Regions from separate parts of the Homo sapiens genome. Here all the other regions are linked to region 1. A link is a contact called in ENCODE Hi-C or POLR2A ChIA-PET data. All regions are on one chromosome and are shown on one strand. The core of a region is the stretch at or near the end of the contact, and the rest is flanking DNA. Distances in the headings are between cores, read along the strand shown. Region 1 has its middle 27 kb from the start of TMEM212-AS1. Region 2 overlaps FNDC3B (fibronectin type III domain containing 3B). Region 3 overlaps FNDC3B (fibronectin type III domain containing 3B).

Evidence for each region. Hi-C counts contacts between places; a loop is a spot of excess contacts on that map. ChIA-PET counts read pairs that join two places held with the same protein, here RNA polymerase II (POLR2A). Pooled maps may share reads with other maps.
Region 2: a loop to region 1 is called in a pooled map, with 1.9 times the contacts of the local background. The contact joins two enhancer-like sites. A Hi-C loop is called at or near these places in 4 of 168 maps with a recorded cell type or tissue (A673, Calu3, PC-9 and 1 more) and 3 of 50 pooled maps. POLR2A ChIA-PET finds 5 or more read pairs at or near these places in 2 of 52 experiments (AG04450 and OCI-LY7).
Region 3: a loop to region 1 is called in a map with no recorded cell type, with 3 times the contacts of the local background. The contact joins two enhancer-like sites. A Hi-C loop is called at or near these places in 1 of 37 single-sample maps with no recorded cell type. POLR2A ChIA-PET finds 5 or more read pairs at or near these places in 1 of 52 experiments (activated T-cell).

The regions. Positions count from the first base shown.
Region 1 is chr3:171,871,577-171,876,149 of GRCh38, reverse strand. No RefSeq gene overlaps it. Among named protein-coding and RNA genes, the nearest start is that of TMEM212-AS1, 27 kb to the left of the region's middle. Within about 2 kb of position 1,774, at least 9 of the 41 ENCODE cell types and tissues checked have a DNase peak (open chromatin) inside an H3K27ac peak, as active enhancers do; they include PC-9 and endothelial cell of umbilical vein, where a contact is called at or near this core.
Region 2 is chr3:172,151,296-172,155,756 of GRCh38, reverse strand. The region is part of intron 3 of FNDC3B (fibronectin type III domain containing 3B); the gene reads right to left. Among named protein-coding and RNA genes, the nearest start is that of FNDC3B, 110 kb to the right of the region's middle. RefSeq lists enhancers at 2,382-2,471, 2,184-2,478. Within about 2 kb of position 2,321, at least 36 of the 41 ENCODE cell types and tissues checked have a DNase peak (open chromatin) inside an H3K27ac peak, as active enhancers do; they include PC-9 and endothelial cell of umbilical vein, where a contact is called at or near this core.
Region 3 is chr3:172,287,471-172,292,178 of GRCh38, reverse strand. All of the region lies in intron 7 of FNDC3B (fibronectin type III domain containing 3B), which reads right to left. Among named protein-coding and RNA genes, the nearest start is that of GHSR, 160 kb to the left of the region's middle. RefSeq lists an enhancer at 2,306-2,600. Within about 2 kb of position 2,420, at least 9 of the 41 ENCODE cell types and tissues checked have a DNase peak (open chromatin) inside an H3K27ac peak, as active enhancers do.

The DNA of each region.
Region 1 (4,573 bases), core at 525-3,024:
GAGAAGCAAGAGTGGTTTGATGTGGAGTCTCAGTGTGTTGACTTAAGCCCTTAAACTCTTCTGGCTTCGATTCAGGTCTCTAAACTGGTTTTTAAGAGCTGGAGCAGGTCCGTCTGCATGTGGAGTCCAGGTCAAGGTCTACCATATGGGAGGCCAGTAGTGTCACTACAATTGTACAATTTGCACAAAAGCACCTGGCCAGGCTGAAACCTAGCCCAGGGCTCCTGTTCTCCAAACCACGTGTTTCACACAGCCTGTGTTGTCTCATCAACACCACCTTTTTGTAAATCTGAAAAGATTCCCTATGTGCCTGGGGTGACCTGCCAGGAGGCTCATTTGTCCCAGGACTCACAATTAGGCAGCTCCCTAAATTTATACTTCTGGAGATACCCCCAAGATATGTTATTCCTACAGTCAGAGAGATACTTAAGATTGAAAGCACGAAACTGGTTCATCGTTCACTTAAACCTATGCCCTATTGTAAGACAACCTATCACTTGTGGTGTAACATTTGTGTGAATCAGAAAAAGGCAGATACAGCCCTGCACCAGGTTTGGCAATTGTGAACCAGATTTTAATCCCCGCTCTTCCCCTTGGTCGACCTGCACAGTCATACCAGGTAGCTCTGCCTAGATGTCACTTTAAAAAATAAATCTGGAAACTATTTTGTAAATTGCAAGCTTATATTACACATATTTTTTGTTGTAGAGTGTTAATTGCTTTAATAATGAAAAATCACACAGTTTTTATAACTAAGTTTTAGCATATCTTCATTTAAAAATATACCAGGACTATTAAAAAAAATGGAAGTGGGCTTGGTCTCTCGCTCTCTCTTTCTCTCTCGCTTCACCTTTGAGAAGGCCCAGCCAAGGAAGAGCAGGGAAGGAGGCTGGAGCTGGAGGCTTGCAGGCTTGACACCTTCCACTCCAAATATTGGAGATAACTGAGGCTGCCTGTCATCTCTAATAATTTTTCCTCCAGGAAATGTCATTGCTTCATTGCATTGCAAGAAAATGATGTCATAGTATAGGGCCCTGATCCGTTTCCTGACTTTTAACCTGAGTCTCATAACCTTTTTCAACTGTACTGAACCCAGAGAAAATGAAACACATCGAAATGCGAAGACCAGCACATCTCATAAAGGCCTTTGAGGCCCCAGGGTGGGGTTAACTTATGCGTATATATTAATGATCAAAATACAGTCTTGTTTGGGTGTCACATCCTGGTTATGGCATGGACCCAGTACCTAGGAAATGGAAAGGAAATAGGCTTCAGGATGTGTCTGTAATTTCTTGGCAGAAACCCTTCCTCTTCCTATATTGGGTTTAATTAGTAGTGACAATGTTAAATTTAATTAGGATGTCTTGCTTGTGTTTTCTTCTGTTGGTGGTTTTTGTTGTTAAACTCCCTGTGAAAATCAAGAATGGTCCCTGAACTGATATTTGAAATCTTACATGCTGCATTTGTGTCTCCACATCTTAGGACTGGTTACAAGCCCAGCCCAAATGACATTATGGAGCTATTTCCTGGAATGTCAAGGGCTGAAATTGCCCTGTCAAGAATGAGTCTGTTCTTTCAGGGATTTCAGAAAGCAAGGGCTCAAATTGCATTCTTGCTCTGTTATTATAAGTTTTTCCTGGCAGGAAACCACTGGGTCTCAGAAAATTTGCATATATCCAATGAGAGTGATCTACTGTTCTATGGAGGTTTTCAAGATTGCATGACAACACCGTGGAAGAATCTCATATGGGAAAAGGGGATTTTTTTCCCCCTTTCCCTAAGCCCCATTTTAAATAGTTTCCTTCCCGCAAGCTGATGTGTCCACATTCAAAGAGTTATAAGTAACCCAGCCCATTTTCCTGCCTTGGCCTCTGCCACTGGTTCTATAATATCAACAGCCACACAAAACTGGAAGCAGGTTGTTTAAAGTAAAGATGCTTATTCCTTCCAGTCTGTGAAACAGACTTTTGTGGCATATGAAGGCAAGAAATAACCTTTTAGTTCTCCCAGGCAAGGGCACAGCAAAATGACTCTTCATTTCTTGTTAACTGTAAGGGCAAGAAATACCCCCACATATTTCATGATATCTGAATATAATTTTTAATGTTATACCTGGGATTTCGGTTAACCTAAAAGACATGGTACTGGACTACTTCACTTGGTACCATAAAAGTTTTGTATCTGTTTGTACTCCTCAGAATTGTGTACAAAAATATTAAAGTAATTCAGATAATATACTGACACATTTGAAGTCCCTACTTGTGTAATCACCAGACCCAGGACTAGATATTTTATTGCTCCATTAAAGTGACAAATAAACATGTGTTGACTGAAGAGCCAGGGGCTGGGAGGCACTTACAGGACTTCCAGACACCAATCACAGGACTTCCTTTTATGTCACAGGAATCCAGTGAAGAATGACTCAAGTAACTGCATCATGCTCACATTATTTGAGCATTCGTACCCATTATTGGGTGTTCTGGTTATTTATTTGCTTATATTTGCTTTCTTATTTATATCCCACTCTGTTCTGAAGAAATTTAAGGTGACCACTGGGCATTTTATCAAGAATTGGAGCTCAGGCTGCTAAGGCATCAATTGTAGGACCAGCTGTGTGCCTTTGAACATGTCACTTAGCCTCTCTGAATATCGGATTTTTCATCTGTAAAATGAAGGTATTTAACAGTTTCATGTCTAGAGTGTTATATGTAAACTTTTTTCTCAACTTGTTAATTATCAAACGCATGGACTCTATGTAGACTGTTACTCAAAGGCATCCAATAAATGCGTTGCATGACTCTATAACACTACACGCCGATTTTGAGTGCTCACAGTATGTTGGATTTTCTGCTCTGTGCTTTACCTATGGGGTATCATTGAATTCTGTCAGCACGCCTGTGAATTAGCTGCCCCCATCAGCTCCATCTGACCAGGAGAAAACTGAGGGGTTGCCCTAAGATCACAGAGGGCCAGGATCTGGGTTTCTGGGCCAGGGGTTCCTCATTCCAAAGCCCCACCCACTTTCTACTATAGGACATCTGTGCATCCCAGACTTTAGTGTGCATCATTGTCATCTGGAGTTCAACTTCCTAAACCAGATTGATGAGACCCAAGCCCACACTTTCCAGTTCATGCAAGTTCCCAGGTGATGCCGATGCTGCTGGTCTGGGGACCACAATCTGAGAACCACTGCATTATGCTATAAAGAACTACAGTTGCAGGACCAAGACATAAAGAATGTAAGAAGCAGATCTCTAACCAAATGAAGAAAGAACCTGGACATTTCGAGCTACTTAATAGCTGAATGGGTTGCCTCTTGGGAATGGCTGAACTGTAAGGGGCATATAGACCTTGGGACATTTGATGAGAAGTTGGCCTAACGGACCTTGAAGGTGCCTTCTAACTATTAAACTGTCATGAGTGCCAAAGACAAGAGACAGAGAGTCTAGGAGGGAGGGTCACACTCCCTATGCAGAAGGCCCTTCTCATTACGGCACAATTCAGTGTTTTAACTGTGCTTTGAAGATTTTGAGTCACTTTGGTAATGGCAATGAAGAAAAGCTGAGAAAAACGTTTCCTCAATTTAGGTAATACGGAATTACAGTTTAATGAAACACCACACAAGGAACAAGAGAAACTTCAAGACAACATTCATTCACTGTAAATTTATATTTCGAATTTTAAAATTTCTATAACGATAATAATATAATTTCAATTTTTATGTCATAATATATAAATCAGAAAAAAGTTAATTTTAAAAGGCTAACATGTAAAACTATTTAAATTTTTATTTTATAAGGACATAGAGGGAAAGAGTTTAAAGATCAAAATTATTTTGTAAATATTTCAAAATAAAGATCACATATAAGGCAAATTTAGGAGGAACACTGCTCCAAATTTACTGTCCATTCTTTTGACCCCAGGAAGAAAAAAAGAGACGTGTTTATTTCTATAGTTTATCAAAGAAAAGAAAGTGTCTCTTCTGACATTTAATTTAGCCTTTTTTTTAATGTCATAGGAACCCAGGGAAGGATGACTCAGACAACTGCATCATGGTCCTACTTAAGGATTTAAGAGGAATCAACAGAGAACAAAATTGGTGGTAGTGGTGACAGGGGGTGGCAGAAAGATATAAAAAAGAAATACATGTGTAATGAAATAATCTGGCATAATCATAAAACAGGAAAAGCCATCACTTTCGTGGATGCGCCTGTCTAAGGAAGCGGGAAAGCTCTCTGTTGAATACTCTTGTTGGTCATTTGCTGTTAGTTTTGTCTGGTTTGGATTGGGTTGGAGGTTTTCAAAAATTAACAGAAGGTTAAAGGGCACTATGCAAATTCTTTGATAGGGAGCCAAGAATTTAAATTTCATTAGGAGTGAGGGGGAGGAATATTTCTTGAGCACCTATCAATTGTATGCCCTGTGTCGGACTCTTATGAGAAATTATATCCTTTTCATTCTTGCAACGTGTGAGGTAGGGGTTATCTCCATTTTATAAATGGGGAACCTTAGGCTCAGAGAGGTTTGCTATCAGTTTGCTCAAGGCTAGTCAGATGATTAGTAACAGAAGAGA
Region 2 (4,461 bases), core at 1,072-3,571, 280 kb before region 1:
CTGAAAATGGAAATAGGCCTATTACATATTTAATATCCCATCCTCTCCATTCACTCCTATTTTGCTCTCTTTTCTTACAAAATTGTTTGCCCTGGGCAGAGGCTTCTGTTGACTGAGTTAGAGGCGAGCAATAGGAGAAAATGGCTTCCAGGAAAGGGGAAAACACTGGAAAACCTGGCCAATGTAAATGATTTCCAAAATCTGTTTGTAATCACAAGTCCACCTACCTACTAGACTTGAGGCTATGCAGGAAAGTCAGTGCTGAACCAGGAATGAGGTCAGTATGACAGACCTGAATCTGCCTTGGTTCTGTTCCATAATCTAGGCTGAACAATCCAGAAAACAAATGCAAGTGAATTGTGTAGACAACTGACACACCAGGAACTAAGGGTTACACCATATACCAAAACTCATCCAACAATCAGATTGGGATGCCACAGCTGTAAAGAGAATCAGGGAATCAAACTGCTTTCCTATCTCCAAAGAAGAATCCTCCACGAGAGGGACTTACTGAAGCTTAAACAAAGAAAACTGAGAAAGATTTTCCACTATCTAAGTCAGACAGTCTCCACATTCTCCCTATGACTTTGGCTGGGTATTTGAGGATCATCTTTGACTAAGTTCTCTTGGTAATTTTCCATATCCAGTTTCTGTAACTTAAAAACTTAACCATACTTTAAAATGCTAAGGGCTCTTCCTTTCAAAGCTTCCCTCCATCTCCAATCCTACTGCCGCCCCCCAGTGACCTCACACCTAGACTAATGAAACCACCTGGGCTGTTCTCTGTGGTTTCCAGCTCTGACCTACAAACACATAGAGTACATCACCAGCCCCCGACTTGTCCCACCAGCACCCCACTTGTTCCCACGCAGGGTGGGAAGCCATTACAGCAGCTCCTGGAGAGATCACGAAGGCTCAAAAGCAGGAGACAGATTAAAGTTATAAAACTTTTATTCCCAGGCACCTTGAAAGTTATCATAATGACCTAACACCGTGACCCTACCAAAGGTAAAATTCCCTCACCTATAAAATTAAGGTTGTAGATTTCATCAGTGGTTTCTCAATTAAGTATGCGGGAGTGTGGAATGGTCAGGGGAAGAGTTTCCAGGGCCACTACTAAAAGAAAGATGAGCAGCTGGGCTCCGGCCTCTCTGCCCTCAGTCAGCTCCACCTGCACGTTTTGTACAGTGGGCTTTCAGGTGGGAGTAACTGAAGACAAAGTTCTACGATCACTTCTTAGAAGAAACCATAGCCTGGGCACGGTGGCTCATGACTGTAATCCCAGCACTTTGGGAGGCGGAGGACGGCGGATCACGAGGTCAGGACCATCCTGGCCAACATGGTGAAACCCCGTCTCTACTAAAAATACAAAAATTAGCTGGGCATGGTGGCACGCACCTGTAGTCCCAGCTACTCGGGAGGCTGAGGCAGGAGAATGGCTTGAACCCAGAAGGTGGAGGTTGCAGTGCACCAAGATTGCAACATTGCACTCCAGCCTGGTGACAGAGCAAGACTCTGTCTCAAAAAAAAAGAAACCATTAACGGTCTCGATCAGATTACAATTAAAGTCCCATCTCACTCTAAAATTCTGTGATACTATGACTTTTGGGGGGCCTATTAGAAGACAGTAACAAGGAGCTGTCCTGGATGCCTTCAAATAAGCAAACTCAAAAAATATTCAGTAGTGGCTGAAACAAGCGCTTATCGAGCATCAAGCGGGAAGCTGACAGCACTGAAGGGAAAACTAGGCCACAGGATTTGCTCCTGAGCAGTTTCTCAGAGTCCTTTTCTCCAGTTCCTACCAAGTTGAGGGAACTTTTTCCACCAAGACACAAACTCTAGTCTTTTGGTTTAGGTTTTTGTTTCTTTACTACCTGTCTGCAGGATAGGGCTAAGAGCTCACATCGCCACCAACCTGTGCAACAGTGTGGCTGTGAAGGCTGCAGTCCAGTCTGGCCTCCTCAAAGCATCCTCTCAGATGTTTGAGACAGACTGGGGCTTACCCCAGAAGGTAACTCCTGCTGATAAGAAATCCTTCCTAGGGCCAAACAAATCACTGTTTGACTCTTGAGGCATTCTTCACTCCTGTTTTTCTTCCTCCTCCTTCCTTCCTATAAGAAAGGTGTCTTTTAAGTATATCTACCAGGAAACCTGAATAGTTAGGCGCTTTCCCCTCTGAATTTGTTCCGTATCCCGCTGGTGATTCATGCCCCCAGCCTGCTCCTTCCTCAGTACACTGAGGTGGCTCTGTTCTGCTCAGTTGTGGGAGGCCACGTCAGCAGGAAACAGCACTGGCTGCCAGGTCACATTCAAGACAGTCTGGAGCAAGGCAGCGTGCAGCACATGCAGGACAGAGGCCGCCTCTGTGGTTTCTCCCAAGTGCAGGGAGCACTCGGCTTGGAAAAAAAGGCTGGCCTCTGAGCACTACAGCAACACCAGCTCAGGGGAGACACAGAATACTATCTTTGAGACTTTCCCCGTTTTTCAATGTTCCCCAGATATTCCCAGCTCTAGAGTTATTATTTTCTCTTCTTCTCCTTTTCTTAGAGGGCTTACTGTACTGTATCCAAATTCACATTTGGAAAAGGCTGCCACAAGCCAAATCAAACTTCATCGTGGCTTTCTGGCTCCCAAGCCCGACAGAGGAAATTCTGCACACCCCATCAACCAATCTCAGCGGTCCCGACACCCATGAGTCAGGATGGAAAACCTGACCCAGGGGCCGACACAGAAAAGTGGTCACTACAGGCCTTTTTCCTTCTAAACACATACGGTAAACACAGTAAACAAAGAAGCCATGCCAGATGTCATCATAATACCTCACAGGATGGATTCACGACAAGCAGCAAATGAATTGTTCTGTGCAAAGAGACAATGACAATACCACATTTCACGTAGCTGGCCCAGTGAGTCCAAAATCAATCCTCATGTAAACCAACATGATTAAGGGGAAAGAGCTGAAATAGCAGGGCTCCTAGGCACCTGGATTCCTAAGCATTTAATTTGTTGCAAATTTCAAACAGGGGTCCCGTGAAAAGAAGAAGTGTGATTTTTTTCAGAAACTTTGTAAGTTGAGCACGTTCCCCTCTGCTATCAGGGGAAGGGCTCTTAAAAGACAGCCCCAATGTCAAAACCTTCTCTCCAAAAATACCAGGTTTGAAGAAAAAAAAAAAAAAAAGCCCTTCCCATGGAGAATGTGAGTGGCAGAAACAGGAGAAAAAACAGGAAACAGGAGGTGAAGACAGGGAGTAGTTGAGGACATGAAGGGTACGGAGAATGGGCAATGGATGGAGAACGGACAGGAAGCAATGCAACACACCCGTGGAAACACAGCAAAGGCAGTCTGATTCTGATCCTGATTCTGACAATTTTGCCAGGCACTGCGCTACTACTTAGAAGGCGTTAAGTACCCCATACATACACACAGAAACCCAAATGCAAAAGGAGTGGGGAGTGAAGGGGTGAGGCTTCTAAGAGAGGTCTACAGCAATATGGGCATGAAGAGTGAGCCAGTAAAGGGAGAAAACCACACAGAGCCAGGAGGCCACCTATGGCTGCAAAACCAGCGATTTTTGTGAAGAGGAATTGGCAGCCAAAACAAACCGAAATGTTATATAGGTACTTAGAGAGTTGGTGATGTAAAAGGTATTCCTTTTTATTTCCAGTCATTTGTGAACATGAAGAAGCCTGACAGACCCTCTAAAGTGAGCGGCCAATTCATCAAACCTGGTGATCAGACAGGGACTGAGTATCCACAAGTGGATATCACCAGCTCCTCTACTGATGGGGAGAATGAAAATATTAGATTCTGCTACCTTTTAACTTACTGAAAACCAGAGAAATACAGTAAGCCCTCACATAACGTCATCCACAGGTTCCTGGAAGCTGCAACTTTGAGTGAAATAACGCATAACCGTTTTTCCCCTCATCAATGCTGTAACAAATCCACATCGAAGGAAACAACGCAACTCAAGGACCTGTTATATGTTTCACTTACAGTTTCCAAGAACCTATCCACAACATTACATGAGGACTTAGGGTATTTCAAGTTTAATTAGCTACCGCAGGTTTTAAATAAATATACATTTTCATGGAAGAAAAATCACCTACTAATCTAGGATAACATTTTAAAAGCATTTCCAAAATTAAAACTACCAAATCTCAAATACTTCTTGTACATCTGGAATAAATTTAAATTAGTTATTATGCAAGTGAAGTATCTAGAGGTAGATGGGCTAGATCCAAAGGTAATATATCTCTCTTGGTTAACACTGTAGGAAAAAAAAAGAGGTTGGGGGAGTGGGGAGTGGAGTCGGGGAGACGGTAAGTAAAGAAAGCTAAATAGTTTCCATATAAAGTTAGAAGCACATTTAGATTGCTGAACTGGGTTATGTAGTTTTTAATAGGATAATGCTACAACAGCAAACACGTGAACAATGGAAACCTTAAAATTATTTAAAA
Region 3 (4,708 bases), core at 1,171-3,670, 420 kb before region 1:
CTCCTGCTCTCTCCCTTTCACTGACTCTTGGCCCGAGGTTTCCCTTGTTTAGGCAATGGAATGAGGAGAAAAAGATCACTTAGTCTCCATTAGGACTTGGAACTTGTTTCCACTTAAGGCTGATTCCAGAAACTGACATGCTGTCTTTCAAGAGAATGTCACTTGAAGGTGAATTCTCAGCACTAGACATATTTACTCCAAGTGTCCTGGGAGGTAATGCCTTAATGAGAGATTTGGAACTCTAGGAACTCTATCTAGGTTCATGCCGATTTCAGAGCAACAACACTCATATATGACCTTCACATTGCAAGTCTGCCTGTGCTGAAACTTTCTTGCCAGCAGTGACCAACAAGCTTAACTAGGGCACGGCTAATCTGATCATCACAGTGATCACCATGGCTGTTTGTTCCCCTCACCCCTCAAAAAAGTTTAGAAGCCATAAAACTGACTTCCTGATATTTAATTAACCTACCGTAACTAGAAAGTCAATCTCCTTTGTAATGGTGATAAAAGGGGTAATTTGTAGTTATAAAATTATTGGACGAGGTGCAATCTGACATTTGTTTCTGCAATAGTAATATAAAGGGGTCTGTTGTATAGGTTACTAGTATACATTTGCATATGAATTATTTAAACTAAACTGCTTTTGAGCACCTTGAAGGACTCACAAAATTACTTCCTACTACTAAGTGGTCACATACTAATTATAAATCATTCCTGTCTATTTATTAAATGTAGATTCCAATTCAAAAGCAGTTCAATAACTGCTATAAAAGGGTCTGTTGTACAGGTTACTAGTGTAAGTCTGCATATGAATTATTTAAACTAAACTGCTTTTGAGCACCTTGAAGGACTCATAAAATTACTTCCTACTTGTAAATGGTCACATACTGATTAGAAATCACTCGTCTATTTATTAAATGTAGATTCCAACTTGAAAGCAGTTGTTCTATATGTGTGTGTATAAGGAAATTATAAAACCGCATTGTCCTGTAGCTATTTGATACGTAATCCATAGCTTGCTTTCTCCTTGCACCTTCTCTCCTGTTCATCCCAATATTTTAATACTGTTCTGTAAAATTTTCCATTTTTTTCTGATATTTTATTATTATGCAAATGATAGTACTTGGATCAGAAACACCATTTATTCTCATAGTTACTAAATTGTTTCTTTCATGTTCAAAAATATTTCCTTGTACATTGGTAGCTTCTAAATTTGCTCTGGCCTTTGGATTGAACTATGTGGGAGGCCTACTGATCTAATTAAAGAGTACACTAAGGAAATATTACCACACAAATACTGGCTTCACTTCTAAAGGATCATCATGAGAAACACCACCACAAAGGAAAATAAATGAAAAAGGAAAAGGTTAAAGAAAAAGGATACTGAAATCTAAGAATTTCACAGTCATCTGTTTTTATGATTCCTGAAGTGCTAAGAGCCGCCTATCTGCTCCCAGATGCACTACTGTTTATCTTTCAAGGGATTGCTTCTTACAGGGGAAGTGTTCCTCGCAGGTCAGTTTACTCGCTTCTGGAACCGACAAATCAATTGTTCCAACAAGCTAAACATTCGCGGATGGAAACAATGCAGAACCACAATTCCAGGTTACATTATTTATATCCTGAAAATAAACAGCCCACCAGTCTATGGGAGACTACATCTAGCACCACCACCAGAGAAGGTCAGACCACATTAGGCTCGAGATGGCTGGCTAATTCCTAAGCCACTCAGAATAATATCAGGCTTATTGCTCTGTCATGGTGGAGGCTATACCAGTGAAGTCCCCATAGCACCTAACTGTTCCAGTCCCAAGATAAATACCTAGTATACTTGTATACCATTTTAATAAAATTTAAATGAAACTAAGTATTTGGACCTTTGCAGTAGCTGGGTCTCTGAAGAGTAAAAGACTTGCTCAATTCAGGGTGCCCAAAGTCCTAGAAAGATGACTGGAATCCACAAGTTCTGCACCTAAATAAAATCATCTGCAAAACCTCAAAGCAAAATATATGCCTTTTATTTAGAGGTGCTACCAGTTGTGGCTGAAAGGAACACAAAATTAAATAATCCTTTTTACAACTGTGCTCCCAACTTTGCATGGCTCTGCTTCTTTCCCTGTCAGATGGCCTGATACCTCTTCCTTCCCATGTAAGAGCACAGAAGTTTCACTTTTGCTTAGTGATACGCTACAAACTATAAATACTGCATTCCAAGTATATAATTTACTTCTCATATAGTCCCAGGTAGTATTTCTTATCCTACCTTTCAAAGATGAGGAAACTGAGGCACAAAGAAATGATGTAACTTACCCAAGGTCACAAAGACAGGTAACAGCCAATGCAAGTCCCAACCCAGAGTGCCAGATTGCAAAGCACAGGCCTTCCCTCTAGTGGCTGCTGCCTTACACGCTGGCGGAGGCACATCCTGAGGCTGGTCAGACTTCCGGCGTTTGTGCCCCCGGCCAGAACCCAGCTACAGCCACACAGTTATTCAGCAAAGATCTATTAAGGGGTCACTATGTCCCAAGGACAGTGCTAGGTATTAGGAGCGAAAAGTTAAATAACACACAATCACAAACAAGAACTTCAGAGAGAAAAGTGGTACGAAGAGGAAAGACAGAAACTGCATAAACAACTAATTGGGCTGGAAAGAAACAGTGGACTGTCTCAGGCAATAACATTTATGAGGATCAGAAGGGGAGTGTGGTAGGTCCCCAAAGAGGTCCACATCCTAGTCCTTGGAACCTATGAATACCTTATATGGCAAAAGGGACTTTGAAGGTGTGACCAAGTTAAGGCTCTCGTGAAGGGGAGACTTAACCTGGATTATCTGGCTGGGCCCAGTAAAATCACGGGGGTCCTTATAAGTGAAAGAGGGAGGCAGGACAGTGAGAGACAGGCATGTGAGAATGGAAGCAGAAGCTGGGGGAATATGGCTGCTGACTTTGCAGACAAAGCCAAGGGATGCAGGCTGCCTTTAGAAACTGGAAAAGGCAAGAAAACAGATTTTGTCCCAAAGCCTCTAGAAAGAAATATAGCCCTGCCAACACCTTGATTACAGCCTAGCCAGAGACATTTTGGACTTTCTGGCCTCTAGACCTTTATGACAATAAATTTGTACTGTTTTACGCCATTCAATTTGTGGTAAATCATTACAGCAGCAATAGGAAACATATAGGTGGAGAGAAAGAGAAGTTGTTTTAGTCATGTGCAAAAGCAGGAGGCACGAACAAGCATGGCACTCTTCATACAAACTCCCCTTGTCTGATATGCCTTCAGCCCAGGCAACCTGGATACACTTACACTGCCATCCAGAGAACCAGACATGCAGGGTGGTTAGCACCAACCACCACCCACATGTTGGCAAAGCAACTGTGTCCAGAGACGCCCACTTCCTATCAGGTGATTTTCATCAAACTGCTTAAAAGGTAGGGTGTAGTATTTTGGCAAGTTCAAGCCTCACTGTTAAAAAGGGCATGAGATATAAATGCGGATCTACAGATCTTTCATGACTCTGGAGTGTGTAACTACTTGAGGCTTTGTTTCTACTCACCTCCAGAAAGTTTCTCAACGTGCCTTTTCCAAACCTAGAAAGATAATGTGCTGCTTATGCTACAGAATTAACAACTCCAGCTTTATAGGACTAAGGAAACTCTTCAGCTATACTGACTACGTCTGTGCCCATCTAAGCCACGCTGATATGGAAATGTTATCTTTTGACTGAATTTCTCATTCAAAGTCCACTTCAAAGGTTTGGAGGAGGGTAATGAGACAGGATAGAGTCCAGTTAAGCTGGCTGGCCCTGCAGACAGGCTGTTACCTTGTGGCATTTACCTGAGTGAATTCGCCAGGTCCAGGCCCCTGCCCAGTGACTCAGACAATCTAGCCGGTATTCCAGAGTCAGACTTGAATGTCAAACTATAAGACTTATGGAATCAGATATATACAATCAGACTGCCAGTTAATTGATTCATAATGAGAAACAGAAGTATCTGGTAGATTAGATAGCACTGTCAACCTGCCTCACATACTTTCTCTCTGTTGGCAACAAGGAAGTCAAATTCTCAAAAGGCTACTAAGTGAGCACCAAATGAAAACAAGGGGAGTTATCTACATGATTCAGGGGCCTAAAGGCACTAGGCTCTGAGAAGCCAATTCTCTGCGATGGGTACAGAACGGCCTGGCCAGACTGTCATGGATAGAGCTAACATCTGTGTGCTTCTGTAGCCAAGCAATGCTTGTTTCCAAATGATACAGGCAAAAGTTCTCAGATGACGCTCTTACCCTATTATATTTTACAACACAGCTACTTACAAAAAGCCTATTACCCTGCCCTAAAACCTCAAAAGATTAAATGCCTAAGAAATACTGCATCAAGAAAAAGGACCAATGAATCTAAATATGGCTTTTGTCTTGCTAGAGCCATCTCACCCACAAGAAACAGAGATTCTGTCACTTCTTCAGCAGAGCAGTGACTAGGAATATCTGAGGAACAGCACTGTGTGCATAAACATGATTAAGAAGCGACTATGGAGTTCTGAAACTACATTTGGGGCCATGAGTGAACCCGCTGCTCTGCCCTCTCTCTCTGACTCCTCTGTTTTCCTTACAGATTTTTCTTCTTTCTACTATGCTACAAACATAAGCTTTTTCCATAATTCTGCCCTCACACCTTTTCTGATCTCTCCCTTATACTGCACCCCCG